2 separate regions of the Homo sapiens genome follow, and region 1 is linked to region 2. Evidence: read pairs that join two places in POLR2A ChIA-PET (ENCODE). Cell type or tissue: Caco-2. All regions are shown on one strand. Links, peaks and the distances in the headings refer to the core of each region. The heading gives the core; the rest is flanking DNA. Region 1 holds the start of GDAP1L1 (ganglioside induced differentiation associated protein 1 like 1). Region 2 holds the start of LINC01620 (long intergenic non-protein coding RNA 1620).

What was found. Peaks named below come from ENCODE experiments on the same cell type or tissue, not always from the same donor. Only the 100,000 strongest peaks of a DNase experiment are listed, where the experiment ranks them.
Region 1: POLR2A ChIA-PET joins it to region 2 with 10 read pairs; 3 of 35 experiments call an interaction of 5 or more read pairs at or near these places.

The regions. Positions count from the first base shown.
Region 1 is chr20:44,247,260-44,255,742 of GRCh38, reverse strand. GDAP1L1 (ganglioside induced differentiation associated protein 1 like 1) reads right to left here and starts at 8,435. Exons shown (of 6, transcript NM_024034.6): 1 at 8,229-8,435. The coding sequence starts at 8,408. RefSeq lists a silencer at 7,280-7,574 and an enhancer at 7,935-8,483. In Caco-2, for the core only: a CTCF peak has its summit at 7,467; a DNase peak (open chromatin) is centred at 7,412.
Region 2 is chr20:44,457,739-44,466,221 of GRCh38, reverse strand. LINC01620 (long intergenic non-protein coding RNA 1620) reads left to right here and starts at 878. Exons shown (of 3, transcript NR_132343.1): 1 at 878-1,057; 2 at 3,940-3,998. In Caco-2, for the core only: a CTCF peak has its summit at 5,203 (motif pointing right); no DNase peak of the experiment used is centred there.

The DNA of each region.
Region 1 (8,483 bases), core at 243-8,242, 210 kb after region 2:
ATTCCCCTTGAGCATCAATGTCTCCACCCACAGCTGAGATGGTGGCTCCTGGGACAAGTTAAGCATCCAGAAGAGGCAATGCAGCGTCATGGGCAGAACCTGAACGGTGTTGTTTCAAATCCCAGCTTTACACTTATTTGCTGGATGACTTGGCTTTACAAGTAGCTTTACTTTTTTTTTTTTTTTTTTTTTTTTTTTTTTGAGACAGAGTCTCGCTCTGTTGCTCAGGCTGGAGTGCAGTGGTGCGATCTCGGCTCACTGCAACCTCCGCCTCCTGGGTTCAAGCGATTCTCCTACCTCAGCCTCCCGAGTAGCTGGGATTACAGGAGCATGCCACCACACTTGGCTAATTTTTGTATTTTTAGTAGAGATGGGGTTTCACCATATTGGCTAGGCTGGTCTTGAACTCCTGACCTCAAGCGATCCACCTGTCTTGACCTCCCAAAGTGCTGAGATTATAGGTGTGAGCCACCATGCCTGGGCAGCTTTACTTCTTTGTGCCTCAGTTTCCCCTCTTATCCAGTGGGAGTCCTATAGTAATTGCCTCGGAGGCCCGCTGTGAGGATGAAATTCCTTAGTCCCTGTGGAATGGTGCCTGGAACACAGTAGGGGTAATGTGTCTTAGCTGCTGGTATGAGGGCAGGTTTTGGAGGCAGACAGACTTTGACTTGGAAGCCTAGCTCTACTGCTTATTTGCTGTGTGACCTTGAACAAGTCACTTGCTCTCTCTGATTTCTAGCTTCCGTGAAGTGAGGAATGCAAGTGTGAGGTTGAAATGGGCTGTTGTGGAGACAGCCCCAGCACAGAAGGTTAATACATGAGTTCTAGCATCACTTATTACACACACACACCACACACACACCCTGGTGTGTCCTAGAGTACTTCATGCCCCACCCTCACAGTGAACATAAACACCTCCTCCTGTTTGGTGGATCATGGGAAGGGAAGGGTAACTTGCCCTGAAACACCCAACATTCATTCACAGACTTATTTGCTCCATTAGCCAAGAGCAGGTCCTATAGGTGGGGCGCATGGTGCAGGTAGAGACCCTGGGCTAGGAGGCAGGGACTCAAGTCCTCATCTTGGATCTGCCATAGCAATGCTGTGTGACCTTAGAGCTATCACTGCCCCTTTCTGAGCCTCCTTTTTCTCATCAGCAAAACAAGGGGGCTGGATTCAGTGTTCACAGAGTGCCCCGCAGCCCTGCTGCAAGCTGACACTACTACATTCACAACCTTGCAGGAGGCAGGAGACAGGGCTGGCTCTGCTTCCCTCCTCGGCAGTGGGAGGGAGCTTCTCGTTCTGTCTGAGAGAGGGGGAAAAACTGTTGCAGAGAGTGAGCAGCCTGGGGGCAGCATCTGTTTGGGTCTGAGTGTGAGTGCGTGTGTATGAGTGAGCAAATGTGTTTGCGTGTCTGCGTGTGTGTGAGTGTGGGTGTGCATGGAAGAGTGTATGAGTAAGTGTGAGTATTCAAGGACTGTGTGAGTGTGGATGTGAGAGTGCACATGTGTGTACATGTGAGTGTGTGCCATGTGTGTTCCCGGTCAGTGTGAGTGTGCATGCGTGGGAGCAGGTATGCATGTGTATATTTGAGCTCATGGGCGGCCTGTGCCCTGGAGAAGCCCAGAGTAGTGGAGACTGGAGTTTGGCTGGAGCAGAAAGCCCCCTTCTCTTGTCTTTACCTGGCCCTCCATCCTCCAGGCCAAGCTGGGACCTCTGAATGGGTGGAAACAGAGTCCAAACCAGGCCTTTGCCCTTGGTAGGGCCAGACAGTTGGCCTTCCATCTTGGCAGGGCACCTGCCTCCAGGGGCCGCTCCCATGCTCTACCCTGGGTCTCCCATGAAAGTATCAGGGCTGCTATTTGGGGAGGGGACTATATCTTTAGAGGCATGATAATCCTGCTTGGAGCTGCTTTGGGGTCACCCTGGCAGGCGGCCAAGGAGACTTTCACCTTTAGCTGAGCTACAGGCCAGAGCCATGTGTCACCCTGTGGAGGAAGGGGACCCAGAGAGGAAGCCAAGCCTAAGGGAAGGGCATTCAGCTACCAAGGCCATCTGCCATCTCTGCCCCCTGGAGGCTGGACCAGACCTAGGTGGTCACCACTTAGTGTGATCAGACATCAACCATCTCTAGGTAAACGAACTTCCCTGTTGGTGCCTGAAAATCACCCACAGTGCCGCATTGTCATGGGTCAGGCACTGCCTCTCCTCACCCAGGCCCTTGTTTATGTGATGGGCTGGGTTGTTGTCTCTGCCTAGTCATTTAGTTGCGGTGTGACTTTGTATAAAACACTTAGCATCTCTGACCTCAGTTTATTTCAAATTCTTTTTTTAAAAAAATTAGTAGGCCTTATTTTTAGAGCAGTTTTAGATTTACAGAATCAAATGGCTTTTTAACATAACACCTTACAGCTTGCAAATCCATCACTTTTCACCACTTGTTTATTGAGTGCCTACTATGTGCCAGGTCTTGTTGGAAACTTAGCAGTGAACAAAACAATGATCCCTGCCCTCAGGGAACTGACATGTCCGTGGGGGCAGGCAGATGGTAAGCAATTTGGTCTGTCAAAAGACGGTGAGTGCGTCCAAAAAAAGAGAAAATAGAGCAGGGAAGGGGAATCGGGGTACCATGGTGTCAGGGATAAAGGTAGCAATTTTAATTAAGGTGGTCTATTAGGGCAGGCCTCTCGAGAAGGTGGCCCTTGAGCAAAGGCTTGAAAGAAGTGAGGAAGTGGTCCACACAGGGACCTGGGGAAGAGAGCTTCAGTCAGAGGGAACAGCCAGTGCTAAGGCTCTAAGCATGTTGGACATACTCAAAAGATAGCAAGGAAGCCAGTGTGTCTGGAGCAGAGCAGTCAGGAATAGACGAGGAGGGTAGGAGCAGAAAGGGTTGTGCATAGGATTTTTTTTTTTTTTTTTTGAGACAGGGTCTCACTCAGTTGTCCAGGCTGGAGTTCAATGGTGCAATCTCAGCTCACCGCAACCTCCATCTCCTGGATTCAATCGATTTTCCTGCCTCAGCCTCCCAAGTAGCTGGGACTACAGGCATGCACCACCATGCCTAGCTAACTTTTGTTTTTTGTTTGTTTGTTTGTTTGTTTTGAGCTTGAGTTTCGCTCTTGTTACCCAAGCTGGAGTGCAGTGGTGCAATCTCGGCTGACTGCAACCTCCGCCTCCCAGGTTCAAGCGATTCTCTTGTCTCAGCCTCCCGAGTAGCTGGGATCACAGGTGCACACCACCACGCCCAGCTAATTTTTGTATTTTTAGTAGAGACGGGATTTCACCATGTTGGTCAGGCTGGTCTCAACCTCCTAACTTCAGGTGATCCGCCTGCCTTGGCCTCCCAAAGTGCTGGGATTACAGGCGCGAGCCACCACGCCCAGCCTGTATTTTTAGGAGAGACAGGGTTTCACCTGTTGGCCAGACTGGTCTCAAACTCCTGACCTCAGGTGATCCACCCACCTTGGCCTCCCACAGTGCTGGGATTACAGGTGTGAGCCACCACGCCTGGCCGGGTTGTGCACAGGATCTTTTAATCCACACTCCCAGGCCAAGGGGTCCATGAATTAATTCAGGGGCTCCTTGAACTAGGATGGGAAAATTACATGTTTATTTTCAGTAATCTCAAACTGACAGTTAGCATTTTCTTCAATTATGAATGTAGGCGATAAAGTAGGGTAGCGTTTAGCAGTGCCTGCAATATTGTCACCACTAGGAATCAGATATTTTCATCACTTCACAGTTGTTGCAGTTGTCTCAAAATATCATGCGCACTCATCACGACTCCAACATGACAGTTGTTATGAGACCGGCCACCAGACCGTGTTATATAAGGGGTTAATAAAGAAACATAAATATTATTATATAACGCCGTACTTCAATACGATTGGTTTTCGTTCTAATCTAAAAATCCTATACATTTTATTTTATTCAATTAAAAACATTATTCTGAGAAGGGCCCATAAGCTTCCCCCAACTTAGGTCTTGACTCAAGCAAGGTTAGGACCCTGCAGGAGGGCCTGAGGCCATTGAGAGGACTCTGGAGTTTTCCTGAGGGACCTGGGGAGCCACTGCAGGCTTCTGAGCAGAGAAGCAGGGAGATGCATCTCGTTGCTGCCCCCATCAGCTTTCCTCTCTGGGGCTCCTCTTAGGTGAAGGGAGGCGGTACACGGTCAAGTGCAGCATGGACAAGTTGGAGGGTCAGCCCTAAGAGTTTGAAAGGCAAGGGCAGGGTGGGAAAGAGAACTCATCCTTCACCCCCTTGCTTCTCTCCTGCCATGCCTGGGTGTCTGAACTGGCCTCTGGCAGGCCCCAGACTTGGGTCTCTTGCCCCTGGGATCTGAAGGCTGGGCCAGGGGCCCTCCAGAGGTACATCCAAGACAGGGCAGACCCTGAGAGGAGGCAGTAAGGGAACCATGAACCAGGCTTGCTGCAGGGAGCCAGAGACGACCCTCAGAGACTCACTCTGGTGGAAATAACAGCAGTAACAACAGCCAACTCTTATTATCACCTCCTCTGTGCCAGGCACTATTGTAGAGCTTTACATGCATTAGATCTTAATCCCTATGAATTCCAATGAAATTGGTACTAGTACCTCCCAGTACCCTCACTTTTAAGAAAAGGAAGCAGGCACAGAGATTGTAAGTAACTTGCCCAGTCACACAGCTAGGAAGTAGCAGTCTTGGTTTTTGAAAAGGGGCAGTTGTGAGGACAGATGGATGCCCCAAAGTCAACGGGCACCGAGAGGTAGGGCAGTTCTTCCTGCCTGGTGAAGGAGGAGGGAGGCACGTTGTATCAAACATCTGGTTCATTTCCCTGCTGAGAAAACTGAGGACCAGAGAGGGTCAGGTCACACAGCCAGTTAGTGGGACTGGCAGCACTAGAACCTTGGTCTCCTGACTCTATGCTTTTTTGCCCCTCCTGGCCTCATTCTTCCCCACAAAGGAGGAGGAGGCTGGGGGCAGGAACAGCCTCAGAAGCATCCTAACATTGACCTTAGGCATTTAGAGCCTCCTTCAAACCCTGTGGCCCCAAGCAATGACCTATGATAGTGCTTGAAAGCTCACTCTTAACAGGCAATTGTTTAAGGCATTGTGCTAAGTGTGTGAACATGCATGATATCACTCAATCTCCTCAACCCTCTCCCCCAAATATATGAGAAAGCTGACTTAGACAGGCAAAGAAGACACTTGTACAAAGTCACATAGCTGGGAATGGCAGAGTTGGGGTTTGACCGCATGTCTGGCTGATTCCAAAATCCATGCCTTTATAACAGCACCCAGCACTTAACTGAGCACTTTCTATGTGCCACGTGCTATTCTAGGTGATTGACATGGATACATTTGCTGAATCCTTACAACGACCCTGTTGGGGAGGCACCATTAATATTCTCAATTTACAGGTGTGGATATAACTGGGGCATGAGAGGTTAAGCAGCTTGCACGGGATTACCCAGCTGGTCAGTGGTAGAGCTGAGATGGAAGCCCAGGCAGTCTGGTCATAGAGCCTGGGCCTGGACCCACACACTGTCCTGTTGCCCTCTGGGTCTGGAATGATCTCCAAATGCCCAATGGAGCCACCATCACTCCTAGAGGTGGACTATTTTTTTCCATTCATATTTCATGTGCCATTAAAGACAGGCTATTTAGATGCTTGACAATGGGGGACTGCCCTCTTTATATAATTAAGGCCCTTCAGGATTGGAGAGAAGGAAGAAAACTCATCTGCTAAGCTCCTACTACATGCCAGGAAGTTAACATATGCCTATGTCTTCTAAAGGAATTCTGCAGGGTAGGATGTAAAATCCTCTTTTCCAGATAGGGACATTGAGGCACAGAGAGGTAAAGTGACTTGTCCAAGGTCACTCAGCCAGTAAGTAGCCAAGACGAGAATAGAACCCAGGACTATATGACTGCAGAGCCCATGCCCTTTCTGCCAAGCTACACTGCTTCTAGAATCCACCATGGGCCCCTGGGTAGGGGGAAGGCCCTGGTATGGGAGACAGAAGGATGCCCAGGTTAGCTTGGCCAGAGACTTGGTCAAAAGTGGGGCTGCAGCAGATGGTCTCATCCTGACTCAGGGGCCACCTCAGCCCTGAGCTCACGCTACATAGGAAATATTTCATGAGGCAAAGAACAGGAGGCTCCCTCATGATATGGTTGTGGGAGATGCCACCTCCCTGCCCCCTGTCTGGTCCCAGCCGCTGGGGCCCACTTCCTGAGGTTCTAGCGGGGAGGAAGTTCTAGACTCTGAAGGGCAGTCTGATTCATCTCCAAAGCCCCCATCCCCAGGCTCCTTGAATGAGGCCTGGCACGTGCAAGCATGTGCAGAATTTGTGGATGACTCCAGTATGACCTTGATTAACTCTGGCCCCTCCTTTACCTAGTGCCTTAATAACATCATAACGGCCGCTCCTGGTGGCTCACACCTGTAATACTAGCACTTTGGGAGGCCAAAGTGAGTGGATCACTTGAGATCAGGAGTTTGAGACAAGTCTGGCAAACATGGTGAAACCCTGTCTCTACCAAAAATATAAAAAAATTAGCCGGGTGTGGTGGCATATGCCTGTAGTCCCAGCTACTCAGGAGGCTGAGACAGGAGAATCACTTGAACCCAGGAGGCGGAAGTTGCAGTGAGCCAAAATCATGCCACTGCCCTCCAGCCTGGGCAACAGAGCAAGACTCTGTCTCAAAAAAAAAAAAAAATCATAACACTCATTATCAACAGAGTCTTGACCTCTCGCCAGGCACTGCCATCATCAGTACTTTTGTGCATCATATCACATTTCACTCTCATAATAGCCCTCTGAGGAAGTTACTGCATTCACCCCATTTTACAGATTATAAAGCTGAGGCTTTGGACAGGCAAAGGGACCTGTCCACAGCTCCACAGTGAGTCAGTGGGCAATATGATTGGTGGACCAGCTTCATCAGCATCACCTGGTCGCTTGTTGGAAAGGCAGCATCTTGGACCCCATTCCAGACCCACTGAATCAGGATCCTTGGGGTAGAATCCAGCAGTCTGGGTTTTAACCAGGATCATCCAGGGACTCTAATGCACGCTCAAGTTTGAGTAGTCCCAGTCTATAACACTAAGTTCCTAAGTTATATCCCTTCTTCAACAACCATATCAGCAACCCTGAGAAGGGGTTGGGATTGGAAGTGGCTATTGTTGTATCACTATCCCGCTTTCCAGATGATGAAATGAGCCTGGACCAAGACTCAAATCTAAGTCTTTGAGTTCCAAGGCCCTTTCTCTTCATGGATTCTGTTTTTCCATCTGGAAAATGAACGAATGGAACAAAAGGATCTTCCAGGAAGAAGAGGAGTCAGAAGGTCAGGCAGTGGTGCCGCTTAGGCCCCTGCAGGACCTGCCTCTGGGCCCTGGCCATGGTGCTGAATCCGTGGCCCAGAGACGGGACAACCGCCCAGGGTGGGAGATTGCGCCCCTAGAGGCGCCCCTGTCTGAGGGGTGCAGTTCACAGCCTTACCCCCAGGAAGCGGGAACCCTGAGAATCCAGTTGGATTTCCAACTGCCCCTCAGGTCCCCTAGGTCCTAGAAGCATTTTAGGGGCTGGGGCCACTCTGTGCCTTTAAGAGCAAAACAGACCTGATGGGCTGAGCCGAGCTGGTGTGAGGGGATGGTTTAACTCCTTCCTTCTCAGCTCAAGACACGGAGTGGGGGGTGGGCGACGACTGGGGACAGACCCTCCAAGCCCTAGCCAGAAGGCGGCCCGCAGACAGAGGGGCAGAGGAGCTGTGACCTGGGGGCCTGCAGTGTCCGGGACGGCAGCGTGCAGGGAGCGACTGAGAGGGGGCTACCGAGGCTGGACCCCAAGTAGCGCTTCTTCTCCCTCCCCGCAGCAGCAGCACCTCCCACCCCACCAAGCCGCCTTCCCAGCAGTGCCCATTCCCTTCCCCTCGCCTTTGTCTCTTTTCTCAGCCCCCCCAACCCGCCCCGCACCCCAACAGACCGGCTGTTTCTGGGAGGGAAAGAGGCAGAATGGATGCTCCTAAAATTGAGAACTGTGCTCCTGGGGCCCAGACAGGGCCTGTCGCTTCCCAGGTGAGCAGTCCTGGAAGGAACCCTTGCGTCCCCCGACCTCCGGGACCCCCAAACCCCAGGTTCCCCCCTCCAGTCTTTCGCCGCCCTCAGATCCCTCAAGCCCTGGGGCTCCCCTCCCCAAGCTTCCTGGCCACCGGCGCAGGCGGCTCCCGGCCCGGCTCTACCTTCTGCGAGCTGAAGGACTGGGTCCAGTGGTACAGAACCAGGCTCTCCCTGGGCCAATGGGCGGGGCTGGCCGCCTCGGGAGCGTCGGGGGCCTCCGCTGGCTTGGCCGCATCGCTCTCCAGCGCGGAGATGGGCCACCAGCTGCAGTTGGTGGGGGTCAGATTGTTGGGGGTCGCCATGACAGCCCGGAATCAGAGGCAGGAAAGAAGGAGGCTCCGGCGCGGCGGCTCTCTCTCGCCCAGCATCACATGGCC
Region 2 (8,483 bases), core at 87-8,086:
AACGGGCTGCCTGGCTGAACTGGTGAAGGAGCCAGTGTGGGCGTGCTAAGGTAAGCCACATTCCCAGGACTTTCGGAGTACAGGCTGCTGGCTGGAGTGTTTCCCATGGGCCAGTGTTGGCAGAGAGCACCTACAAGGGGTCCTCTTGGGTCCTGTCCCCTAGAGCCTCCTGGAGGGGCAGAGGTGTGGCAGCAGCAAGAAGCTTGAGTTGGATGTTGGGTTCCTAAGGGCTGACGAAGGACTTGCAAGGGACCCCTATGAGGAGAGATGCATCCCCCAAGGTTAAGAGTGAGAGGGCCCCTGTGACAGTGGCCATCTCCATGGAGCCCACGACAGAAAGGGGCAGCTTGAAGCCAGCCAGGATGGTGGCAGCTCAAGGGAGACCCTTCCTCTCCCCTTGCCATCTCCAACACCCCCCACTGTACCCCACGGGTGGGTGAGGGAAGGAGAGATAGAGAAGGAGTCACCCACACCACCTCCCTGAAGCAGGCCTGAGGGTGAGGGGAGAAGGTTTAAACCCAAATCAAATTGGGAATTTTGGTTAGAAGCTTGACTGGACATTCTCATTTCTAAATTGAGGTTGTGTTTGTGACCTAAAGTGACCATAGAATTGCCTGTTTCCTCAGAACAAGCAGAAGAATAATGGGGAGATTTCACCCAGTGGCAGGGAAAATGTTTCTCTACCAAATACATCTTAGAAAGGACACTGGGAGATACAAATTAAGGTATGCTTTGATTATGTCACAGGCTGGGTTTGTTCAACATGCTGGTCTCAGTGAGAAGGAGGATTCTCCAAAACAAGTCTAGGAAGTGAATGTTCCAGAATGTTCTAGAACTTGATTCATTAGGCAGGCAAGAAGTGTGCCTCTGGGAACCTCTTGAGCCCTTCATGGGCTAGCACACCAACACCATCCCCCCAGATGCTTCAGTTGTTGGCTTCGAATGGCTTACTATTTCCATTTCTACGGAGAACTGCCATCTCAGGAATCACCTCACCCTGGAGTTTATTCCCCTCACCCACAGGGTGGCTGGCAGCCAACAGCTGACTCGTACAGAGGTACACAAAGCCAGCCTTTTTGCTAGACTTTACCTGAGACCACATCTTTTCTTGTTTCCCTCCCTGTCTTGCTTCCCTTCATCCCTTACAGGTTCTTTCCTTTATAAATCACACAGTACCTAATCTTTGCTTCAGGCTCTGTGTCTGAGGAGCTGAAAATGATTTTGGGCATCAGGAGGTGCTTTTGTGACTGGGCTCTTTCACTAGTTCTGAGCTAGGTAATCCATTAGCGAAACTTCTAGATCCTAAATCAAACTACATAGATTCAAATCACAGCACCATTACTTCACTGCTGTGTGACCTTGGCCAATGACTAGTTACTACATCCCAGTTTTCTCATCTGTCATACAGAAGGCAAACACTGACCCACCTCACAGGGCTTTGCAAGGATTCAACATACAAAAGCACCTAGGATAGTGCCTGGCACAATCGATGGTGCCATTGTTATTCCTCCAGGCTAACAGCACTGACTAAGTGCAAAGGAAGTGGCTTTTTGCCATCTAGTTGAGGATGCTGTATCCTGGGGTAAGTGGCCAGATCATAGGATGGCTGTGGTTCAATTGTAATAAAATAATCACCCTTGGCCAGGCTGGTGGCTCACACCTGTAATCCAGCACTTTGGGAGGCCGAAGCAGGTGGATCACCTGACGTCAGGAGTTCGAGACCAGCCTGGCTAACATGGTGAAACCTTGTCTCCACTAAAAATACAAAAATTAGCCAGGCATGGTGGTGCGTGCCTGTAATCCCAGCTACTTGGGAGGCTGAGGCAGGAGAATCACTTGAACCTGGGAGGCGGAGGTTGCAGTGAGCTGAGATTGCAACACTGCACGAGACTCCATCTCAAAAACAACAACAACAACAAAAACCCACCGTTTATGGAACCCCTACTATGTCCCAGTCCCTGTTCTATGTGCTGCATATGTGCTTATGTGCTAGTTCACTCTGTCTTCACTACCTTTCAAAACTGATGTAATTATCTCCTTTCTTTTTTGAGATGGAGTCTCGCTCTGTTGCCAGGCTGGAGTACAGTGGCACGATCTTGACTCACTGCAACCTCCGCCTCCCGGGTTCATGTGATTCTCCTGCCTCAGCCTCCCGAGTAGCTGGGACTACAGGTGCACACCACCATGCCCAGCTAATTTTTGTACTTTCAGTAGAGATGGGGTTTCACCATGTTGGCCAGGATGGTCTCGATCTCTTGACCTCATGATCTGCCTGCCTCAGCCTCCTAAAGTGCTGGGATTACAGGCGTGAGCCACTGCACCCGGCCAATTATCTCCATTTTACACATGAAAACACTGAGGTCCAGACAGTCTAAGAAACCATCTATTAGATCCACAGGTTAAAAAAAATGAGTGCATCTAAAATGACTATAATTAAAAAGGCCAGACTGGGAAGTAGTTTGCAGTTTCTTAAAAAGTTAAACACACACTTATGTGACCAGCAATTGTATTCCTGCATAATGAAAGCGTTTGTCCTCTCAAAGACATGAACATGAGTGTTCATAGCAGTTTTATTTGTAATAGGCAAAAACTGGGGGAAACAATGACATGCCCAGGGGCATGGGTGAAGAAACTATGGCTTCTGTATCTTTCTTTGTTGTTTGTTTGAGACAAAGTGGAGTGCAGTGGTGCGATCACGGCTCACTGCAGCTCGACCTTAGGGCTCAAGCGATTCTCCCACCTCAACCTCCTGAGTAGCTGAGACTACAGACAGGCACATGCCACCATGCCTGGCTAATTTTTTGGTGTTTAGTAGAGACACGGTTTCGCTATGTGGCCCAGGCTGGTCTCAAACTCCTGGGCTCAAGTGATCTGCTCGTCTCAGCCTCCCAAAGTGTTGGGATTACAGGTGTGAGCCACCGTGCTTCACCTGTGAGATCTATTAGGTTGGTGCAAAAGTGATTGCGGTTTTTGCCGTTAAAAGTAATGGCGAAATGGCCAGGCATGGTGGTTCATGCCTGAATGAGAGAAGTCAGACAGAAAGAGTACATATTTGCGGGGCGCAGCGGCTCACGCCTGTAATCCTAGCACTTGGAGAGGCTGAGGTGGGCGGATCACCTGAAGCCAGGAGTTCGAGACTACTAAAAATACAAAAAAAAAAAAAATTAGCCAGGTATGGTAGCGCACGCCTGTGATCCCAGCTACTAAGGCTGAGGCAGGAGAATTGCTTGAACCCCTGGGGGGCAGAGGTTTCAGTGACCCGAGATTTCACCACTGCACTCCAGCCTGGGCAACAGAGAGAGGCTCTGTCTCAAAAAAAAAAAAAAAAAAATTAAGACAGAGTACATATAGCATGATTTCATTTCTATAAAATCCCAGAAAATGTAAAGCCATCTATAGTGAAAGAAAGCAACCTATATTGGTGATGGTTACCTGGGAATGGGGTGGTGGGATGAATGGGGGATGGCTTATAAACGAGCATGAAGCTTTTGGAAGCGATGGAAACACTTGGCATCTTGATTGTGGTGATGGTTCCTTGGGTATGTACATATGTTGAAACTCATCAGATTATTCAATTTAAGTATGTTTAGTTTATTGAACATCATTATATCTCAACAATGCTGTTTATTTTTTATTTTTATTTTTGAGACTGAGTCTCACTTTGTCACCCAGGCACGTTCTTGGCTCACTGCAACCTCCACCTTCTGGGTTCAAATGATTCTCCTGCCTCAGCCTCCCGAGTAGCTGGGATTACAGGTGTGCATCACCACGCCCAGCTAATTTTTGTATTTTTAGTAGAGATGGGGTTTCACCATGTTGGCCACTCTGGTCTCGAACTCCTGACCTCAGGTGACTCGCCTGCCTTGGCCTCCCAAAGTGTTGGAATTATAGACGTGAACCACTGTGTCTGGCGATAATGCTGATTTTTTTTTAAACTAGAGTGGCACAATGAAGATTTGAACCCACGTATGTCTCACTGGACGTATGCCCAGGAACTGGTAAGCTATAAAAAGACCTCCTTTATTGTCTGGAGACATAGAATTAGTCCAAACGGTGTCACCTCCAGGAAGCCTTACTGTCACTTCCATGGAGGACAGTGGCCTGGGCCCACACCACCCTCCTGCCTGTCTTCAGCCTTTGCTAGTGGATCCTTTTCCCACTTCGAAGACTCCCCTTACATCCTCCTCCATGTTGTCCTCCAAATGTGCTGGCTGAGAGCCCAGCGCCTGAATCAGAGGGACCTGGGTTTGAATCCCACCTCTGCCATTGAACACCAGCTGTCTGACCTTGACTGCGTTCCTTTGCTTCTCTGGGCTTCAGATTCCCCATCTGAATAATAATAGAAGCTACCTTGGGATTGCCTCAAGGATCAAATGCGAGAGAGTTCACCTTAAACAATGAGTGGAGGGCCTGGTGTGTAATAAAGCACTCAATAAATGTTAACTATTATTGATCTTCACCTGGGCAGTGGCTGCTGACTGTTTAAGTTTCTCAGCCTTTGAATCAGTTACTTCCGACCCAGCTCTATTTATTGACATGGAAAGATGCCCAAAGCGTACTGCTGAAGGGAAAAAAGCAGGCTACAAAAGAATATATGCCTCACAGGCCATTTTAAAGATCAAAGCTAACAATGACATCTAGCTCCTAGTAGGGTACCTGGGACACAGGAAACTGTCACTGAAAGCTAGCTGTGACTATTAGTAATATGAAAGGATTTTTGTAGTCAGTATGATGCCACATTCAAATATTATGTGAGTTCCTGTGAAACGAGATGATATTTGCAATGTGCTTGCATCAAAGGGAGGTAGAGCTGCGTGTTCCCTTCTGCCTTCCTTCTGACACATTTCAGGGAGTGACCATGGGCAGGGCTTGAGTTGGCCTTGGGACCCATTGATTTGATGTGAATTTTGCTACTTTTTTTTTTTTTAAGAGACAGAGTCTCACAGTTTGGACTGCAGTGGCTATTCACAGGCGTGATCCCACCACTGATCAGGGCGTGAGATTTGACCTGCTCTGTTTCCAGCCTGGGCCAGTTCACCTCTCCTTAGGCAACCTGGTGTTTCTTTGCTCCCAGGAGGTCATGTTTTGGTCCTTTTTTATGTGGCACTGGAGTGAAAGAAAAGAAAAGCATTGCCCTTTGGCATTGAGACTACAAACTTGGGTTTAGGGTGCTCTTTGTAATAACTGAGGTACTATAACAAATTAAACACTCGAGGGCGCTCCAGTCTATCAGCAATAGAGAGAAATACAAAAAGCCATGATAATAACGATGCTGTATGAATGCTGCTGTTACATTTAACAATGCTGTTTACATTTAACATTGAGTTCTTACTATGAGAGCCTAAAATGTAGCAAGAGAGTCACAAACTTTATCACATTTTAACCTTGCAAACATCCCATCAGTTAGAGAATATTATCAAAGATTTTATAATAGGGCATATCGCTCTGTGGGATTTAAAAAATTTGTGTATTATATATATACGTATATACATATATATACACATATATACGTATATACATATATATATACGTATATACATATATATACACATATATATATATGTATATATATATAATTTTTTTTGAGACAGGGTCTCACTCTGTCGCCCAGGCTGGAGTGCAGTGGCACAATTGCGGCTCACAGTAGCCGAGATCTCCTGGGCTCAAGCAATCCTCCTGCCTCAGCCTTCCAAGAAGCTGGGACTACGGGTATGCACAACCATACCTGGCTGATTTTTTAATTTTTCTGTAGAGACAGGGTCTTGCCATGTTGCCCAAGCTGGCCTTTGACCTCCCAAAGTACTGGGATTACAGACATGAGCCACCGCAACTGGCCTAAAAATATTTTTTTATGGAGTTGTAATTCACAAGTGTTGTAAAAGGTAAAAACATTAAGTGTACAGCTTGGTGAATTGTTACATGTGTATACACACAGGTAACCTCCATCCAGATCAAGATGTAAAGCTTTTCTAATATCCTTTCTACTCACTCCTACTCCCACCCAACGAAACCATGCTCCTGATTCTATTACCATTTATTCGTTTTGCTTATTTCTGAACTTCACATAAATGGAATCATACATATGCAAACTTTAGGGTTGCCATAAAAATTCAGGATGTCATTTTATTTTTTTTTTTTTTGAGATGGAGTCTTGCCCTTTCACCCAGGCTGGAGTGCAATGACATGATCTCAGCTCACTGCAATCTCCGCCTCCCAAGTTCAAGTGATTCTCCTGTCTCAGCCTCCCAAGTAGCTGGGATTACAGGCACGTGCCACCATGCCTGGCTAATTTTTTTTTTTTTTTTTTTTGTATCTTTAGTAGAGACAGGGTTTCACCATGTTGGCCAGGCTGGTCTCAAACTCCTGACCTCATGATCCTCCCGTCTTGGCCTCCCAAAGTGCTGGGATTACAGGCATGAGCCACCGCACCTGGCATCAATGTGCTCTTCTTAATCACTGTATAGTATTCTTTTTCTTTTTCTTTTTTTTAGAGATGGGGGTCTTGGTATATTGCCCAAGCTGGTCTCAAACTCCTGAGCTCAAGTAATCCACCTGCTTCAGCCTTCCAAAGTGTTGGGATTATAGGCATGAGCCACGGTTCCCAGCCCATGAGCCACTCAATTGCTGTATAGTATTCTATTGTACAAATGTACCACCATGTACTTATTCCTTCTACTGTCGGTGGCCAAGGGTGGGTTATCTTAGAAAAGCAGTATAGAGTGGTGGTAAGTGAATGCACTGTGGTATCAGAGGCCTGGGGGACTTGTCTCTTAGCTCCACCTCTTACTTGTGACCTTAGCCAAGTTACTTAATCTCCTTATGCCTCAGCTAACTCCACATTAATATGGACTAATAATAGTACCTCAAATGCTGTTGTATGGTTTAAAGGAGATATTCCATATAAACCACTTCAAATTAGTCCCAGCACAGAGTTAACTCAGTACATGTTATCTGTGTCATACCCATGAAACCTAGGAGAAGACTGAAGTTCAGAGGCTTGAAGATACTTGCTCAAAGTCACACACCCAGTATGTAACAGATCCCTTTGTCATGGATATTGACTAAATTAGAGTCATTCATTCATTCAACATTTTTTTTTTTGCACATCTATTATGTGCCAAGCACTCTTTTAGGACCTGAAACAGCCAGAAAGTTTCTACCGATATGAAACGTACATTCTTTTTATTTTTTTGAGATAGGGTCTCACTCTGTTGCCCAGGCTGCAGCGCAGTGGCACAATCTTGGCTCACTGCAACCTCTACCTCCCAAGGCTCAAGCAATCCTCCCACCTCAGCCTCCCAATTAGTTGGGACTACAGCTGCACATTGCAACACCTTAGGGAGGTCTCACTAAGTTGCCCAGACTGGTCTCAAACTCCTGGGCTCAAGTGATCCTCCTGCCTTGGCCTCCCAAAGTGCTGGGATTACAGGTGTGAGCCACTGTCTCCAGCCTAAATCAAATTCTTACTTATAGAAAGAAGCTTATAGACATGGCAATGTGCCTGGAATATCTTGTTTAGTGTGTATATGTGTGTATATATATATGTATAAATGTGTGTATACATATATGTATATATGTGTGTATACACACACACACACACACACACATATATATATACGTATATATACATATATATGTGTATATACATATATAAAATCAGGTCCTAAGACCATAAGCAGGTGTGGTATGTCTGCATGGAGCCCCGTCTGGGGATACACTGAACAACCCTTTAAATAGCACTTATTCTGTGTTGAGTGCTGTGCTAAGCACTCCACAAATGGTTAGCTTGTTTCATGCTCCTAACATTTAATACCCTATGTGTGACAGGTGCTGCCATTATACAGATTTGCAGGTAAAGAAATAGGCAGCAGAGAGGCTACACTCTAGCATGGTTAGGTTGCAAGCCAGCACGTGGCCCTGGGCACTTTGGTCTGAGTCTGTGCTCTTGACCACTTAGCTCTGCTACCTCTGCTAAGAGCATTTTTCTCTGGGTAGTAAAATTTCCACATTTTGAACTTTCTTATTTGTACTTCTCTTTATTGGTTGAGCTTTTGTGATAAGTAGGTTCCGTTTTCATTAAAAAAATTACTGGAGTTCTAATATGGGTTTTTGATGTCTTTAAGAATTAACTATGAATGCCTGCAGGGAAGGCTAGAATCCTAAGAGGGAGTCATTTTTCCAAAGGGACAAACCACTCCGGTCTCTTTTTGTGGCAATGAGACTACTGTCCTTGGTGTTGAGGACCCAGGGGCCAGCCCTGACTTTCTCCCACCCACTGTGATCCTGGGCAAGTCCCTGGTGTCCCTGTCACTACCTTCCAACAGCGAGGCACCTGGCATGGAGTGGCCCTTAATAAATATCCATTGGATAGAGGAAGAATGAACCACTGTCTCCTCTGGGCCTTGCTCCACCTCCACCACCACCAATATCTGCTCCCTGCCTATCCTTGGGGCCTTGAGAATTAACGAATGAATGAAGTCACT